Regions from separate parts of the Homo sapiens genome. Here region 2 is linked to region 1. A link is a contact called in ENCODE Hi-C or POLR2A ChIA-PET data. All regions are on one chromosome and are shown on one strand. Each heading gives the region's core, a stretch centred on a gene start or an enhancer-like site at or near the end of the contact. The rest is flanking DNA. Distances are from core to core; before and after follow the strand shown. Region 1 holds the start of CAND1.11 (a long non-coding RNA gene). Region 2 holds the start of TMEM9B-AS1 (TMEM9B antisense RNA 1).

Region 1 (3,523 bases), core at 842-3,341:
AGTTTCCAGCTCCCTCTGGCTCTAGAATGGCTCCCGTTCCCGGTGTTGGGGCCAAAGCTCTGCTTGATGGGGTCTCAAGTTGCCTTTCTTCCCCCTCCCCCCGCCCGCAGCAGTCCGGATGCCGCCCGCATCCGAGTCAAGCGCTACCGCCAGAGCATGAACAACTTCCAGGGCCTCCGGAGCTTTGGCTGCCGCTTCGGGACGTGCACGGTGCAGAAGCTGGCACACCAGATCTACCAGTTCACAGATAAGGACAAGGACAACGTCGCCCCCAGGAGCAAGATCAGCCCCCAGGGCTACGGCCGCCGGCGCCGGCGCTCCCTGCCCGAGGCCGGCCCGGGTCGGACTCTGGTGTCTTCTAAGCCACAAGCACACGGGGCTCCAGCCCCCCCGAGTGGAAGTGCTCCCCACTTTCTTTAGGATTTAGGCGCCCATGGTACAAGGAATAGTCGCGCAAGCATCCCGCTGGTGCCTCCCGGGACGAAGGACTTCCCGAGCGGTGTGGGGACCGGGCTCTGACAGCCCTGCGGAGACCCTGAGTCCGGGAGGCACCGTCCGGCGGCGAGCTCTGGCTTTGCAAGGGCCCCTCCTTCTGGGGGCTTCGCTTCCTTAGCCTTGCTCAGGTGCAAGTGCCCCAGGGGGCGGGGTGCAGAAGAATCCGAGTGTTTGCCAGGCTTAAGGAGAGGAGAAACTGAGAAATGAATGCTGAGACCCCCGGAGCAGGGGTCTGAGCCACAGCCGTGCTCGCCCACAAACTGATTTCTCACGGCGTGTCACCCCACCAGGGCGCAAGCCTCACTATTACTTGAACTTTCCAAAACCTAAAGAGGAAAAGTGCAATGCGTGTTGTACATACAGAGGTAACTATCAATATTTAAGTTTGTTGCTGTCAAGATTTTTTTTGTAACTTCAAATATAGAGATATTTTTGTACGTTATATATTGTATTAAGGGCATTTTAAAAGCAATTATATTGTCCTCCCCTATTTTAAGACGTGAATGTCTCAGCGAGGTGTAAAGTTGTTCGCCGCGTGGAATGTGAGTGTGTTTGTGTGCATGAAAGAGAAAGACTGATTACCTCCTGTGTGGAAGAAGGAAACACCGAGTCTCTGTATAATCTATTTACATAAAATGGGTGATATGCGAACAGCAAACCAATAAACTGTCTCAATGCTGATTCATTCTCTCGGCTCGGCTCTCACGTCTAGGAAGGGAGGGTGCCCTGGTCCCGGCCCGCCCAGGAGCCTTGGGGTCCCGCCGCCGGGCTTGGGAAGGTGGGACAGCGGCGCGTGCAGGTGCTGGCCCTACTCTGAGCGGGCTGAGCTGTCACGAGCTCTGTTCTCTGTGTGGGGCGCGCAGAACACGTGTCCTGGGTGCGAATCAGGGCTTCGCGGAGACGCCCGAGGTCACCGCCTGGCGTGGCGGCCGGCGGGGGGTGGGTAGGGGGAGCCCTAGTGGGTTGGCGAGCCTGGACTCTCGGGTTGCGCAACGGAGTCCTAGATTTATAGGGTTGCTCACAGAACCCGGCGCGAAAGCGAGCTTCGAAGAGTTGGGGTGGTCTCTGAGGCCTTCTAAGAGAGGCGTTCCCCCTGCCTGCCGCGGTTGTTAAAGTTCCAAGCCGCCCTAGCAATGCGTGGGGACACCTCCGGAAAACCCAGTAACCCCTAGTAACCCCGGGTCTGCCCGGGCCTGAGCGCCCGCGGGCCGCTGGCTCATGGGCGAGGCTGTAGCGCCCCCTGCAGGCAGCTGAGACAGGCCCAGCGCCGCCAAGCAGTACGTGCGGTTTAATAAGTTCTCCTACGTGGGAGTCAGCACACAGCCTTAATGAAAGAGGAAAGAAAGAAAAAAAAAAAGAGAGAAAGAAACAGTTTGCAGATGCCAACCAGGGCCGTCCTCCTACACCCCCCAGACCTGCACCGCGGCTCCCTGTTCTGGGACAGTGACTCAGCGCCCACACGCTGCGCTGCGTGCAGCTGCCGGCTGGAGGCGGGCAGGACGGACGTGCCGGCGGAACCGTGAGCCTCCGACGGCCTGAGACCTTCATTGTTCCGCCTCCCCTAGCCGCTCACCTCTTCCTTCCTCCTTCCCAAGCCTTTTTTCATTTTTTTCTTCACTTTTCTCCAGCCTTCCTCTCTCTCTCTCCTTCCTTCCTCCTTGCTTTCTTTATATGCCTTATCTTCTGAGAAGGTTGACCCCAGTTCCGGCGATAGACGGACACTAAGCCCCCCTTGAGTGACTAGAAAGGCAGGGGACATAGGAACAGTTAGGACATAAGGGAAGAGTAAAGAGAGGGACCCCTGATTTTGATTTCAGGGTGCCCTGTTTGTCTCATCCAATATCCTGAAGACCCAAGATGGAGACCAGCTACTTGTCCCTTCCAAAAAGCTTCCCTGGCCTTAATGTCAGTGCTTGTAGGTGATCTCAGAAACCTCCCTGGTGAAGAAAACCTGAAGGTGAGTTTGGAGAATGGAAATGTTTCCAGGGTAGCCTACGGCCTTCTGGGGCTTTTGCACATTACAGGGTCCCCTCCGAGGGGCTAGGATGTTTAGTTTCTTGCAGAAGAGGACTGCATACCCACTGAGAGAGAGGGGCCCTACTCTGGGGTCCAGAGATACCTCATTCCAAAGCAGTTTCAATTTAGAAGAAAGTAAACTCGAGTACATAGAATTTCCTTAAGACCATACAAAACCTCAGTTTGGGCACCTGGCTGTTGACAATGCCAATCTCATATAGTTTATTGTCCTGTTTGATCTTAATAATTGTGTGAGGTGTGCCAGAATTGAGGAGGTTAGAAATGCAGCTACAGACCATTCTTGTCCTCAAGGGCCTTTCAGAAAAAGATTCACTTTGTGGGAACTCTGTGCCAGGCACTGAGAAGGTACCAGGCATGTATGAATGAAAGAGTGACTCAAGATTCCTGTCATGGAATTTCTGTGCCAGTGAGTGGGTTCTGGGTGGTCTGAAGGGGCTACAGAAACTGCAGAGAGCAGCAAACACTTAAGCCTCGCAGACAGTGGCGCAAGATTACTCCTTTCCTTGAGCCAAGGTTGTCCTGTAGCCACAAAGCACTCCAGCCAAACCTCACCTTGGCACAGCGTCAGCCAGCAAACAAAGCTGCCAAAGGCAGGTTGGGCACAAGCTTCGGGCGGTTGTGAGCAGGGAACAGGCGTCTAGCCTTGTGCTGAGGAAGTCTTATGACTTGAGGGAATCCAAGGCAAGTGAAGGAGATGGTTCAGCCCTAAGACAAAAGAGGCAGCTGCTCAGCTGGAGTCCTTCCCGCTGAGAATCCTGTGACTGGAGACATGTGCGAGGAGACAGAGACCCTCCTAAGACCAGTTTGGTATGAGTTCAGGATTAACCAAAGGTCACCATCAAACCCCGGGCTCTTCTCTTTGAGGTGCTGAAGCTTATCAGGATAGGGACTATTGATGCCAAGAACACATTGTTTATCAACAGTGATGAGTCATTTGTGAGCTGATTCGACCTGTCCACAGCTGAGGAGTAGTCACAGCTTTTATCTTTAG
Region 2 (3,086 bases), core at 425-2,924, 1.3 Mb before region 1:
AGCAACCACTTAGTGAGCATTTGCTCTGTGTTAGATCTTGTGCTCAATAAGGTGGATTCAGATAAGCATAAGACATGGTTTCTGCCCATAACCAGGACACACCCTAGTAAAGGAGACTGAAAAATAAATACATGATCACAATACATAAAGTTATGAGGCAAGATATGCAGAGGGTGCCAGCAATGTTTTCAAAGTCAGGAGACGTGCTGCTGTCCCTGTTTCTGGTAGGAGGTAGAGATGGTTTCAAAAAGAATCTCTGAATCAAAAACATTTGCCTGCCTGTAACCTTTCCCCACTCCTACATTTAAAGATATTATAAATTAAAGCTCTTATTTTTAAAAACGCAATGTCATTCTGTTTTCCCATCATACTAATGTGAATCCCTTCTGTTCTCCCCCAATGATGAGCTAGCTCATCAAAGAGGAAGCACAGGTATGCATGGAGCTAGGGCAGGTCTGGAGAGCTGGGGCACCAGAGAACAGTATGAGGGAACTAGAAGGTCAAGAAATCGAACCAGGGAGGCCACAACCTCACCTCTCTTGCAGTTTGGTTCTTCCCTTACCCACTAAATTATCAGGAAGAGAGAAAGCAAGAAAGGCACCAAGGGACTCGTGGAGGGAGTTAGGTGAGAATATGAAGCAGGTGAGAGATGCTCCGTAGGCCCTATTGGGAGGGAAGTAGGCCAGGAGGGGCAAGTTCCCACCACAGGAAGGGAAGTGTTCAGGGGTGAGCTGAGCTGAGTCGGCCCTTGACAGGGAAGGCTCTGTCAGATGGGGGCTTCCTATCATTCTGGCTTGGGGCATGCGGGGCCTGTGAGGCTGGCGGAGGGCGCAGGTGGGCTGTCAAGAGCTTAGGGTGGAAAGTTAAAGGCTCTCGGAGGTGAAAAGGTTGTCAAGTGTAAGATGCGTGCAGCCGGGGCTGGGAAGGGAAATGTTAAGGCGGTGGGGGGCTGCTGTCCGGACTGTGGGCACTGTCGGGGCTGGGGACGACCGTGGGGCGCTGCCTGCCAGGCTGTCGGGGCTGAGGGCGAGAGTGCCGCCGGGCAGTCGGGAGGGGCGGGGCTGGTGGCGGCGGGGGTCTGCCGGAGCTGTGAGGCCAGGCGTATGGCTGTCAGGAATGGGCCAAGGAGCAGGTTGGCAGACCCAGTTTCCGCAAGGCCGGTGGTAGGGGAGGAGCTTCCGTCAGGAGCGAGGCTGGGCGGGACTCACCTTGGCGGCGTCTGACAGCTGCGCCAGCAGCAGCACGGAAAGCGCCAGGCACGACAGGCTGAGCAAGGAGCCAAGCCGAAGAAGGCCTCCCCACAGGGTCGCCATCGCTGGGGGCCCAGCGGTCCCACAGCCCGGAGCCCCCGCGACCGGCTCCCGGCTCGGGCTCAGGCTCAGGCTCAGGCTCAGGCACAGGCTTGGGACCCGGCTGGGGATCCTCCGCCCGCACTTCCGTCTGGACGCGAAGGCGTCACCGGGCGCGCCGGGTCAGATGCAAAAAGCATCCGCCCCGGAACCGGTTACCAGTGCGAAGGGCCGGGAGGCTGGGCAGTCCTGGTGCCCGCCTTGGCCTAGCCCCGGCCCCGGGACGGAAGGGGGCCTCTGGGGTGGCAGCCTGGGCCCAGTAGAGCTTTGCATCTCTTGGATATCTTTCCCGGGCGCAGAAGCTGCGGGGCTTAGGGAGTCGCCATTGCGCTGGAAAGTCCTCCCGCCCACGGAGACCCCAGCAAACTCCGAGTGTCACACAGTCGCCTCTGGCGACCCGTGCGGGCCGGAGCCGTTCGCGCACAGGCAGGGCGGGTGCTGAGCGTGGAAACGGGGCTGGAATTGGCCGAGCCATGCCTTTCCGGGATGCCCACCGCCAGTCAAAGGGTTGGGGGTGGTCTCTGCACCTTAAGTACTAACCTGCCGCCCACGCGCCTCCTGACCACAGCACCCCGTCGGCTTTCTAATTCTGTGAGCTGCCCTCGTGGGCGTGGCCTCCCTGTGGAGCTCCCCATGTGCCTCCCCTTGGTCCAGCCTGCAGCTAGGAAGTGGGTCACAGCGACGGGGCTGGGCTGGGCCAGGCCAGGCTCCGGGAGATGTGGAATTGGCGAAACAACTGCCCCAGTAGTATCCTCCGCCTAGGACTCCAAGAGGTGGCGAATTGGGGCACTACGCCCGGGTAAGGCAGTGCCTGTTCAGGGCTGCCGACCTGTCTCCCCAGGGCTGTCATTCTCAGCAAGTACTTTAGGAGTGCCTTAGATCGGCACATTCTCCCATTGAAATATTTTTGTTAGTGGAGACAAGGGAGGTAATGGCAAGGACACGGATCATCACAGCCCCTAGGGATTTGTTGAATGACCTTTGGCAAATCACTTCCCTTCTCTGGGCCTGTAGTTCTTGGCTGAATATGAGGGAATGGATTTCAAATTATGCTCCATGTAATACCCGTGTTTTTACCTCTGTAAACAGATTTTTTTGTTTTTTTTGAGACGGAGTCTCGTTCTGTCCCCCGGGCTGGAGTGCAGTGGCGCGATCTCGGCTCACTGCAACCTCCGCCTCCCGGGTTGACGCCATTCTCCTGCCTCAGCCTCCCTAGTAGGTGGGACTACAGGCGCCCGCCACCACGCCGCCCGGCTAATTTTTTTTTTCTTTTTCTTTTTCTTTTTTTTTTTTTGTATTTTTAGTACAGACAGGGTCTCACTGTGTTAGCCAGGATGGTCTCGATCTCCTGACCTTGTGATCCGCCCGCCTCGGCCTCCCAAATTGCTGGGATTATAGGCGTGAGCCACCGCGCCCGGCCCCAACAGATTTTTAAAGATGGTCTTTTCCCAATTTGTGGAAATGTTTTAACAGAATGCTCTCAATATTTTTCGCCCATGTGATTCTTAGATTCATGTGAATCTAACACAACGTATCTGATACTGTTCCCAACAGGAACCAGGGTGGCAGGGCTAGATGTCCTCTCACCAGACTGCCCAGTGAAGGTGCTGTCACTTTGATGAATTATCAAGGCTTTGTAGTGGGTCTTCTACTGGACAAAGGACAAACTGGAGACTCCCTGGATCAAATGTGTTGGTGAGGCACTGAATCTGATTGCTGAAAGGTGATTCAGCTGCA

The links. A loop is a pair of places that touch in the nucleus more often than their neighbours do. ChIA-PET counts read pairs that join two places held with the same protein, here RNA polymerase II (POLR2A). Pooled maps may share reads with other maps.
Region 2: a loop to region 1 is called in a map of CD4-positive, alpha-beta T cell, with 2.9 times the contacts of the local background. The contact joins the promoter of TMEM9B-AS1 here to the promoter of CAND1.11 in region 1. A Hi-C loop is called at or near these places in 1 of 168 maps with a recorded cell type or tissue (CD4-positive, alpha-beta T cell), 1 of 37 single-sample maps with no recorded cell type and 7 of 50 pooled maps. POLR2A ChIA-PET finds 5 or more read pairs at or near these places in 4 of 52 experiments (A549, CD4-positive, alpha-beta memory T cell, PC-9 and 1 more).

Annotation. Positions count from the first base shown.
Region 1 is chr11:10,306,222-10,309,744 of GRCh38, forward strand. It overlaps CAND1.11 (a long non-coding RNA gene), which reads left to right and starts at 2,092. Exons shown (of 4, transcript NR_103765.1): 1 at 2,092-2,452. It overlaps ADM (adrenomedullin), which reads left to right. Exons shown (of 4, transcript NM_001124.3): 4 at 111-1,176. The coding sequence ends at 420. RefSeq lists silencers at 461-755, 1,093-1,192 and an enhancer at 1,693-1,962.
Region 2 is chr11:8,963,001-8,966,086 of GRCh38, forward strand. TMEM9B-AS1 (TMEM9B antisense RNA 1) reads left to right here and starts at 1,675. Exons shown (of 5, transcript NR_073431.1): 1 at 1,675-2,148; 2 at 2,904-3,044. TMEM9B (TMEM9 domain family member B) reads right to left here and starts at 1,442. Exons shown (of 5, transcript NM_020644.3): 1 at 1,209-1,442. The coding sequence starts at 1,313. RefSeq lists silencers at 906-1,095, 1,136-1,635.